2 separate regions of the Mus musculus genome follow, and region 2 is linked to region 1. The links are chromatin contacts, found by Hi-C or POLR2A ChIA-PET in ENCODE. All regions are on one chromosome and are shown on one strand. The core of a region is the stretch at or near the end of the contact, and the rest is flanking DNA. Distances in the headings are between cores, read along the strand shown. Region 1 holds the start of BC034090 (cDNA sequence BC034090). Region 2 overlaps Xpr1 (xenotropic and polytropic retrovirus receptor 1).

What was found. Hi-C counts contacts between places; a loop is a spot of excess contacts on that map. ChIA-PET counts read pairs that join two places held with the same protein, here RNA polymerase II (POLR2A).
Region 2: a map of left cerebral cortex shows a loop between it and region 1 (2.3-fold over the local background). The contact joins the enhancer-like site here to the promoter of BC034090 in region 1. A Hi-C loop is called at or near these places in 8 of 37 maps with a recorded cell type or tissue (Patski, gastrocnemius, heart and 1 more). POLR2A ChIA-PET finds 5 or more read pairs at or near these places in 1 of 5 experiments (Patski).

The regions. Positions count from the first base shown.
Region 1 is chr1:155,241,489-155,246,938 of GRCm38, forward strand. It overlaps BC034090 (cDNA sequence BC034090), which reads right to left and starts at 3,044. Exons shown (of 10, transcript NM_001370865.1): 1 at 2,698-3,044; 2 at 1-838. The coding sequence starts at 2,741. It overlaps Gm31102 (a long non-coding RNA gene), which reads left to right and starts at 1,641. Exons shown (of 4, transcript XR_878641.3): 1 at 1,641-1,991.
Region 2 is chr1:155,277,925-155,283,374 of GRCm38, forward strand. Xpr1 (xenotropic and polytropic retrovirus receptor 1) reads right to left here. Exons shown (of 15, transcript NM_011273.2): 14 at 5,289-5,450; 15 at 1-3,146. The coding sequence ends at 3,086. Among named protein-coding and RNA genes, the nearest start is that of BC034090, 36 kb to the left of the region's middle. Within about 2 kb of position 3,020, at least 1 of the 3 ENCODE cell types and tissues checked has a DNase peak (open chromatin) inside an H3K27ac peak, as active enhancers do; it is left cerebral cortex, where a contact is called at or near this core.

The DNA of each region.
Region 1 (5,450 bases), core at 1,794-4,293:
AACCTTCAGTATCTCCTGCAACAGGAGGCGGTTCCTCTCTACCCTGTCAGACAGGGACAAAGCATTTGCCACAGAGCCCAGAGCCTCCAGGCCCTGAGCTCTCCAGAATGTCTCTGGCTGGTCTGTTCTAGGGATCAAATCCTCCTTAGAGGTTAGGGTTGTGCTGTCCAGATCTTCCTTTGTGACTATCCCATCTCCGAGCGGGTATTGTCTTCTCTTCTTCTGGCTGCTCAAGGGGGTGGTTTTACAGGGACCAGGCCGCTGTGGCTGGACTGCAGAAACTCGATTGTTGGGACTTTCTTGTAAAGAGCCAGACCCTGCTACTGGGTCCTCCTCATGATCAGCCGGCATCCACACTGCTTCTGGAGACCACGGGCTTTGTTCATTCCAGCTCTCAGGGGTAGATGGCTTGGATCCACTGTTCCTGGCAGGTTTCTTCTCATTAACATGTCTGGCCAGATGTCCATCATTAGGGTTCTGAGCATGGGGGACCACCAGGGCATCTGGTAGGCTCCAGGCTACTCCAGTCTTGACTTGGTGGCATTTGGATTTTGTAGGGGATGGACGCTCATAGGAAGTGGGACGGGGATCTGTCCCTTGTTTTCCTGCTGTCATTTTCTCCTTCAAGGCCTTTACCTTGGACTCCAGCACAGAAGGACCTTGGAGCTGCAGCCCCCATGTCCTGGGAGGCTTGGGGGGCATCAGGTTAGATGCTCGGTCTTCCTGGGGGCAGGGTGAAGGTCTCGGGAGAGGTCCACTGTCTGGCTGCTCAGCGCCATCTCTGGCCATGGCTGGAGTCACTTGCGTGGGGCTTGTTGTGCTCCCTGGCCTGGATGCTCTGCAGGAAAAAAGAGAAGCTCAGACCCTGACCCTGGACGCCCCAGTAACCTGCTTGATCTCCACAGTGCCCTGATATGGACCCCTTTTCAAGTGGCATACCTCAAGAAGAGCTGGTGTCCTCTATATAACGTGGACACACATTGAAAAGGACAAGTCACAGGACAGAACAAACAGGTTACCAGCAAGCTTATTTTCTCCTGGCATGCTCTTTAGAGGGCAGGGAGGAGACTGGGGAGGGTGGTTACTGGAGCATGGGCAGTAAACCCCGAGGAAGGAAATAATGCCAGTTTTTCTATTCCCATTTTTAGGGTGAGCAAAACAAGGCCTCAAACAATCCAATGCAAAATGTGAACCATGGTGAAAAGCAGTGTAATTCCCCAACCCTGGGCTAAAGGAGGCCCCAGAGGAGAATGGCAGTGTTGGCTAATGGTCAGTACTCTTCCTTGTGGATGACGGACCTGTCCCTGTAATAGAATGTGTCGCTGCCTGCCAGCTTCATGCCAACCCTAGTGAAAAAGTGTTAGACTAGAGTCAAGCTGTACTCGAAAGAAGTAATAGTGACAGTCACAAACGATAAGCTATCTGCTCTATGTCAAGCAAAGGCTTTTCAAACATGTCAACACTCTCTAAAATAATATATTTATATTATGTCTGTGATAGAATGTTATTTTATATAAATAAAGATATTTATTTATTATATAATATATAAATAAAAATATTATTTTTAACAGATGGAGAACTGAGGCATAGAGAAATTACATCACGTAGATGCCCTGGGGGAGACAAGCTTGTAACCAGAACCTTTCCATTCCAAGCCAGGACTCTCCGAGAACAGTGAGCCTTTAACCGCACCCCTTGTTCTCAGGTAAGACCTGAGTCCGCAGAGGTCCCAAGACTCACTAGAATTATACGGCCCCTTGGTGGCCTGGCTGATTCCAATAGCTTTACAGAGAATGACGTGACAACTGTTTTACTCCCTGTATAAGCTACTGTGTCTTAGTGACTACTCAGAACACTCAGAAGTCACCCTAGTCTACCTGTGTCCCATAGGAAGTAAACTCTCAGCGTGTAAGAATTTGGGCATAGAGTATATATTAGAGGTTAATTATTCCCTTCTCACAATAGGGATCCACCATAAGATGTTCTTAAAGGTAAGTCTCTTAAAGTAATTCATTATAATTATTAAATTAACATGTTTTTCAGAATATACATATTTTATGAAGCAAGATACATATATAACACAGAATTTCACAGCAGTAAATCTGTGAAGTTTAGGGATAGTAGAAGTCATTTTCTCTACTAGATCATCTGGAGCAGCGGTTCTTGGCATCACGGGGTCGCATATCAGATATACTGCATATCAGATATTCACATTATGATTCGTAACAGTAGCAAGATTACGGTCATTAAGTAGCAACGAAAATAATTTTATGGTTGGAGATCACCACATGATAAACTTAAACTGTACTAAAGGGTCGCAGCATTAAGACTGAGAATCACTGATCGAAAATGTACTAGGTTTCTCTTTGTGGCTCAGCTACCTCTTCTCTGAGATCCAATCCAGAAGCCCAGGTTGTAATGTGAGCTTTTAGAAAAATTGATGGGTCAACCCTGGAGCTTCGCTCTAGACTTGTCCGCAGACCTTAAGGAATGAGACAGTCGGGACTGAAGGCCTCCGGACGACCTTCCTGGAAGATGTCGTAACTCCTAGCACCGATGCTCTAACTCAGAAAAAAACCTGGAATGAAAATGGACAGGAAGGGCGAGCCTCCACGACCCTTCCAGCTCTGCGGCGGCCGGAGGTCGGGTGTCCCCGGGTGTGCCCCGCCACCCCGCCCGGGTCCTCTCGGTACTCACTGAGAGCGGCGCGCGGGCTTGGCCGCCGCCTCCATCCCCTCCATCCCTCGGAGAGGCGAGGCCCTGCCCCACTCTCCCCGTCCGGGGCCGCTGCAGAGTCCCGGGCCGGACTCGCCCTGAATTCGGGCGGGCGGACGGGAGTGTGGCCCGCAGGCCTCGTCCCCGGAGCGTGTCCCGCCCCGGGTCCCACGAGGCGAGGCCGGGCTGGCAGGAGTGCGCGGCGCCCCTGGCCCCGCTGGGCGCCTGGAGCCGTAGCGACCGCTACTTCATAGCTTTGCTTGAAGGTGAAAGGCCCAGCCAGCGGCCTCGCGGGCCGGCCTGGGAAGAGAGGGCGAGGAAGGCGAGAGGAGGGGCGGCGGAAGGGGCTGGAGGAGCCGCGACCTCGGCCTGTCCCCACCCCCCAGCCTCCCGCGGCCTCCCAGGGTCGTGGCCACTCGACCCGGGCGCACGCCGGGAGCCCAGAGCCTCCTCGGCTCCGCTCCACTCCTGGAGCCAGGGCCGCCTAGACGGCCGGAGGATGCGCCCTGAATTTGGGGCTCACTGGCTGCCACGGGGCCGTTGTCCCGGGCGCCGATCAGCTCCCTCCCCGGGGACACGGGCGCGAAAGCGGAGGGGCGCCCGGGTGACTCGGGGGCGCAGCCGGAGCGCAAAAGGCGACAAGCTTCAGCCGACTCCACCGGCTCCGCTGGAGCGAGAAGCTGAGGACCGGACTTTGTGTGGAGAACGTTTCGGGATGGGTCGGTGGGCTTCTCCGCAGGGCCGCCCCATCACCCTTGGGCGCCCTCTTAGGTCAAGATCATTCAAGGTTCGTTGAGGCCTTGGGGTAAGCTGGCGTTGACTGCTCATCCGGAGCCACCAAGAGCTGGGCCTGCATTGCCAGCTGCTTGGGGAAGGGACCGCTTCTGGGGCAGTGGAGGATTCCCGAACAGACCTGGGTACAGGCCTCCGTGAAGGAGCCACCAAATGGCTGGCAATTGTGCCCAAATCCATGGAGCTTCCTCTTTCTAACCAGGAGGTGACTAAGTCTCTCCAATGTCCAAACCCATTTTGACTATTCCCCTACCCCCAAAGGAACAGTAAGAAGAACCAGGACATTTCAGACGTCTCTGAAAAGAGAAAGTGGTCTCTCTTCTTTCTTTGGCCAACAAGTTTCACTTACTTAATCTTTTGTGCTGCTAGATGGCCGGTGTAGCTACTGGAAAGGATGCACAAAGCTAAGGTCCTAGCAGAGCACAGGAGAGAGAGGGCAGTTCTACCCCTTGTGCGGGTGTAATCCTGTAGTCCCAGTTGTTCAGAGATTAAAGCAGGAGGATCCTGCTGCAAGTTCGAGGCCAGCCTAGGCAATTTAGTGAGACATGTTCTCAAAAGGAAAAGGGGAGAAATGGGCTGAGGATGTAGGGATGGGTGTAGAGAATTTGCCTATTGTGCAAGAGGCCCTGGGTTCAAACCGAGTCCCATGGAAACAGAAAGGATGTCTATCTCCCTTTAAGGGAGCTGGATGGGGGAGGGAACACCGAGGCAGGCAATCTGGTCTGAGCCGCACCCTGGGAAACTGACAGTAGATTGGCCCAGGACCGGTTTAGGAACCAAGGGGTTTATCCTGGGCAAACCCTGTGTAAGTGAGCAGGTTCAAGGCTCACGGCTCTGTGGAGCAGGGTCTGAAGCGTCTTCCTGCCATGTTCGCAGAGTAAGTTCCTCCACAAGGCACTTTCTGCTCTGGTTTAGTGCTGATCGATCACCATACACTGACAACTCAGTCCCTAGAGTGGCTGCCTCTTGCTGCAACCTCAAGATTCAGAACTATTGTCCCTTTGTACAAATGAGGTGACCAATCGGAACAAAGCTGGTAAATGGCAGGTCTTCAAGAACCCCCGACGGACACGATATTGAGTGTGGTGGTTGGCGTCTGCAGCAGAACATGAAATATTTCGTTTTTGAAAATTCAGATCGAGGGGTTAGAAAGATGCCTCAGTAAGAGCACCTGCTGCTGCTCTTGCAGGGGACTGGAGTTGGGTTCCCAGCACTCATGTGTGTGTGTGTGTGTGTGTGTGTGTGTGTGTGTGTGTGTGTGTATGTGTGTTTGTGTGTGTATGTGTGTGTGTTTGTATGTGTGTTTGTGTGTGTATGTGTGTTTGTGTGTGTATATGTGTGTATGTGTGTGTATGTGTGTGTGTGTGTGTGTGTGTGTGTGTGTGTGTGTGTGTGTGTGTGTGTGTTGGAGTTGGCTGGGCTTCTTACTCCAGCTTCAGGGAGTCTGATGCCCCCTTCTGACTTCCAGGGGTACCTTCACACACATGGCATACACACAAATAAAAATAAAAATCTTAAAAAACAAAAAACCTTCAAGTCAGGTGGTGATTCATGCCTTTTAATTTAAGCACTTGGAAGGCTGAGGCAGGTGGATCTTTTAAGATGTTAGTCTGGGCAGCCTGGTCTACATGATGAGCCAGGCCAGCCAGTATTACACAGTGAGACCCTGTCAAAAAGAAATGATCCAAACTCCTCAAATCAGGTTGGGATGTAGCTCAGTTGGCAGCGTGTTTTCGTAGCAAGCATGAAGCACTGGGTTTGGGTTTGATCCCTAGCACCGAATAGCTGGGTGTGGTAGTGTGTTCACACTTGGTCACAGTACCTAAGAGGTAGCCAGCTGGTGGTTGTTCACACCTTTAATCCTGGCATTTGGGAGGCAGAGGCAGGCAGATTTCTGTGAGTTCAGGGACAGCCAAGGCTATAAAGGGAAACACTGTCTCAAA
Region 2 (5,450 bases), core at 1,770-4,269, 36 kb after region 1:
GTAATACAGGGGGCTGGAGACAGAAAGCCTGCACGTGGCCATTACACCCAACTATGGGGCTGACTTCATCGCTGATCCCGCCACTGCCTCGGTGTGGGAGGGCATGTCAACACCCCACTGTCGAGGCAGCTGCGGTATAGGCTAATTTGCCAACAACAAACGGCTATCTCTTCCAACTACACTGCTTTCTGCATGAGTATAAAGTGAAAAGTGGACTTTAGTCTCTTTTTCATTTCTTTTGGGGGTATTTCAAGCGCTATTAAAAATGGGGTCCTTTTCAAATAAAACTAAAATTAAGAGTTCTAAGGCTGCAATCAGATAAGTGTTACCTCTGGTTTATGTGACATGACATTGGTGTGTTCCATCGAGAGTTTCAGGGTACAGGATTATCCAAGAGCACATTAGCAGGACACTGCTCACAGTGCCTGGGGCAGATGAAACTGAGGAAAGAAAAATGCACATTGCCTTTTTCAAAGGAAAATAATTAATGCATATGTCGTTTCCTAAAGTCTTTTGATGGAGAAATCTCTTTAGAGCTGGGAAGGGATGCAGCCAGAGCATCTGAATACACGTTGGAGCGTCTGCCATGTAAGCCGCACAGCTTGTAAACTTACGTCTGAGTGGTCAACAGGACAGATATCAGAAAAGGAATATACTCCATCACTTACTGTTTATGAAAGAAATAATACTGATTAGGGCCTGGGATCCTGGCAGGGGGAGAAAGACCAAACTGGCTCTGTGTTACCTGACATAAAGACATCAGAGAGCTGGAACATCAGGAGTCAACTGTGAGGAGTGTGTGCCGCCACTCAGCTCACTACCAGAGAAAGAAGCTGACAATTCACAGGGCTCTGGATACACAGTACCACTGATTTTATTTGTACAAGAAATGACTGGTCACTGAACTTTTCTATATATTCCTAATCGTTACTGCTGTTACCTCAGAAACCAGTGAAATCTATCCCCAGCTTTAAAGTACAAAATAGTAAGGGAAAAAAATCTAAATAAAAATAATGCAACCTTTAATCTGCCAGGGTCTCTAAATTGTTACCACTGATTATTATAAAGTATACAATTTATTTATAGTTTTGTTTTTACTTTAAATAAACATTTGCTCTTTAGTTTTGGGGCAAGGGACATGCTTGGCAAAACACAAAAAGCAACAGAACCTACAACATTGAGTGAGCTTTTTTGGGGTGGGGGATGGGGGCAAGGTGTTGTTAAAAATCTCAATCGAGAAAGGAGGAAAAAAATGGAACTTTGTCAGAATAAAAATGGAAGAAACTTTGTAAACGGAAGCTGGTGAGTTAATCAGTAGGATTTTAGCAGTGCTGTAACTTTAGTGAGTAAGGGTTTGATATGCAGGAGGAGCTAATGACAAGCACGAGCTAAGGGGCAGTAGCCAAGTTTTAAAACAATGTAAGTGTTACTGCTGTTTCCCTAGTCACCGGTTTCTTAGTCTAAAGTTCATCTGACAAGGGCACACGTTCATGGCCCTCCTACGTGGGACTTTTATCTAGATCTGAAGGGTGGGGCCATTTATTTACCTTTTCCTGGTATTTATATTAATTTTACTGAATAATGGCTGTTTCTCTACCCTGACCCATGCTGGAGAGAAAATCAAGGGTCTCAAGAATGCTGGGCAGTCACTACTACCAACGATCTAGATTCCCAGTGACAAGCTGATGAGTACCAGATATGAAACCAACCATTTTCAAGACAGTCAAGCGCTGTATGTTTTTAGGCTTCTCTAGAGAATTTATGAAGAAAGGGGGTGAGATAGAGAATAAAGTAGGTATTTATATCCTGAATTTTCTAAGAAATATAATTTAAAAAGTACAACCAGGTTTAGAAGCCCCGAATTTAAAAGCAGGCCATGGTAGGGGTGTCGTAAAATTCAACATCACCTTTTAATACAGCTGGGTTTAAAAATAGCCACCAAGATCTTTTGTGTCGATGAATATAAAGGATTTGTTCTAGATGCTCAGAAATACAGTCCCCACAAAAGACTTTTAATTTGATCAAATTCTGGCTGAAGAAGGTGAGACCAGAAGGGGAAATGTCTAATAAAGTGTGAGGGGCCTGAAACAGGCCTGTCTTTCCACTGGTAAAGATTACAATTCTACATGCAGAAGCACGTGGCAAACCGTCATTTTTGTGACTGGTATTTGGGTGACTGTATCCTGCACCTGTTCCTAGAGAAACAACAGTCAGAGCCTTTTCTCTGGATTTCCACCACTGGGATGCAAGGGGGATGCCTGCCTGGTCATGACAGTGATGCTTGGGACTCTAGAGCAGCAACTTAAAATTTAGCAATAAAACTTTGGTTTAAAGTTAAAACAAATGAGGGGAAAAAAATCAACTAGTTGTTTCCTGAAAGAGGTGTGTGGGGTTGACCCTCCGCAGTGCCAGTGAGCCTTAGTTCCTCCTGCCTCCCTTCACAGGAGTAGCATTCATTTATGGTTAAGTTTCATAAATAATGAGAAACTGTATGTAACGAATACAGCATATTCCCCACCCACCCGAAGCCCTCCCCAGATGAGAAAAGTCACATCGAATTAAAAGTAGCTTTGTGGAGGAGGTGCTGCTCCAAGCTGCACTTTCCCTGCAAGTGCTGCCAGTGTCTCTGCACTGGCTATGAAGGAAGGGAAAAACTCTCCATAGAAACTGACAGAAAATTTAAAAACCGGTGTCCGGTTTCAGACAGTCAAAACCGGCCGGCGAAGCTGAGCTCTCTGGGCTGTGCATCAGACGTTCCTTCCAAAGCTTCTCTTCATCCTGATGGGCTTCTGTATCCTTGTGATTGTAAACAATCCGTAAGATAGTAGGTGTTTGTTCCTTAAAACATCTTCTGATTGGCAAAATGAAGTATTTGTTTTAAAAATAGAAAATGAAGATTAAACCAGAAGAAAAGAAAAGAAACACAGTGAGCTTGCTCGGAGTCCATAGGACCCGATCTGAAGAGCCCGGGAACGTGTTCTGTTTTCTCCTGTTCTCAGCTGGAAAAAGGTGCTGGAGGTTGCGTTGGTCGAGGAAAGGATTGTAGAGTAGAAAACCAAGGATGTTACTCTAGACTTCAGCGAATTCAAGTGTTAGCTTCGTCATCTGTGTCTTCTATCAATACCTTAGTGTCGCGAGCCTTGGATCTAGCGTGATCAGAGGAAATGAACATGTATGATCAGTCCCATGCAGTGCTGCTGGGTCCACTCTTCCCACTAGCAAGCACGCACACTACCCAGGAGCTATGTACTGCAAGTGGAGAGGTAGGAACAGCAGTAGGCTGAATTAAAGACGGAGCAGTACCCGGAAACAAGGATCTGAGTTTGAGCACTGGTACAGTGATAGCCAGGAGCCTCGGTCAAACTGTTAGCGCTGCTGATTTAGGAGGCTGTGCAGAGATTCTTGTACCGAATAAAAATGGGACTGGGTAACCCGACACTCGTTAGCCTCAACAGTGAAGGCAGTGTTTCTGACAGGAGATCTGTTACTCCCACTTGACAGATGGGGAGGCTGACATTCAGGAGGCTAAGGCTGTGCTAAGGCTGTATGAATCTATGACGTCAGAGCTGAGACTCAGGTCTCACCTTAGATTCCCTGCACTCTTTGTACCTTAAGCCTGTTCTTCTAACTGCCTTCCTCTGGCTGCCATCTAGTTTCCCAGCGTTTCCCTGTAAACCCCTGAAATGAACAGACTAGCACCAAGAGCCTCCCTCTTGATCAGAAACCATGTTTAGACTGCCCTCTGCTGGTAGCTATGAGACCTTCACGGTGAGGAGCTCTGGTCTGTCAGCCTTTTCTCCAGGCCTTGAGGCTAGCCACCTCCTCAGCACCCTCTTACCCACAGCGCTCCTGCACCCCAGGTTGCCGTGCCTCCCTGGACAGAGTGCAGCTGAGTCAGTGCTCTTCCCGCTCATTTCCCACTGTGACTTCTGCTACTTTCCTCTGCCCTAAGACTCACTCTCCTCTTTTCTGCTTTTTCCTTCTCTACTTTCTTTCCAGAAAATTCCCACTCTCTAGCTAAAGCTTTGGTAGGCCTGGGCTTCTGTACTCACCGGACTGTAGCCCCTTCTGCTCATCTCCTCTATGCTCCTGTACCCGACTTTACAACCCGATCCAGGCCTTTACTGTCCCGATTTCCCTTTCCTACTGCACTGTGCAGTGACACAGTCTCCTTTCCTGTCACTCCTCTTTGGAAGAACATGTTTTGTTTTGTTCTTTTTCTTTCCCTACAAGATGAAGCCTGCAGTTTTTAGTCTTTGGCTATTTGTTTGTTTTTGAGATAGGATCTAGTGTAAACCAGGCTGGCCTGGGCTTGCTGTGTAGCTATGATCCTCCTGCTTCCACTGTCAAAATGCTGGGCTTACAGGTGTGGGTCAGTTCAGATGAGCCCATCCAATTACATTTTCTCACTACTGTCTGAGCACATGTGTTTCCTTCCTACTCTCCATTTCCACAGGCACAGTCTTTACCTTGTCCAAGCACTCCCTTACCTTCAGAAAAATGTCCAACTTACGTTTTTCATCGTAACCTACTCTGCTGTCTCTCTCTCTATTCTCTCAACACCGAGTGCAGTCACCATATGCTTTATGTTTACTGTTAGCTTTGGGACACAAAGTCAGTGGCAGGTAAGAATCCTAGTTATGGACTTCATAAGGTAGCTTCAGCTTGCTCAAGTCTTTCTGTGATGATGCTGGGTAAATTTCACAAATAATGAATTGATTCTTTAAAATTTTTTTTTTTTGATTTTTTGAGACAGGGTTTCTCTGTGTAGTCCTGGCTGTCCTGGACTCACTCTGTAGACCAGATTGAACTCTGGCCTTGAACTCAGAAATCTGTCTGCCTTTGCCTTCCAAGAGCTGGGATTAAAGGCGTGTGCCTCCACTGCCCAGCAAATTGATTCTTCTTAATCTCTCTTTGAACTATACACATCCCAGTGTACAGAAGAGTGCTAACAGGAATTAAAGACAAGGTTACACAAATGATAGGATTTCTAAACGAACTCGAAGGTTATCTGCACACACATGTCATGCTCAAGAATCAGGTAAGTCATTTCCCAGCACACTTTTCCTGTGGTCCTTTACATCCCTACTCAGTAGGTGATAGACACCCTGGCGTGTCTCATGTGCTCCTGAAGATATACTACAAGTCTGACCTCATGGGTTGGTTTGTTACTACTGTCTGAAGAGGAAGCATGGCTGAATGCCAGCAACTTCACCTGGTCCAGTCTAGTAGCTTTTTAGCTAATGTTACCCGCTGCTAGCCACACAGGAGTGCTCTACTCTACGTACTGGGAAGCCAGGCGGGGCCTACGCAGGGATATGCTCTGATTGTACTTCCACGACCGGTTCTTCTGGCGGTTTCGAACCCCATCCTCCTGGTCCATCATCTGCTCAAGTAGTGTCTGGTCATCCGCGTTGAGGGGGGCCACAGAGATGTCCCGCACGGCTCGG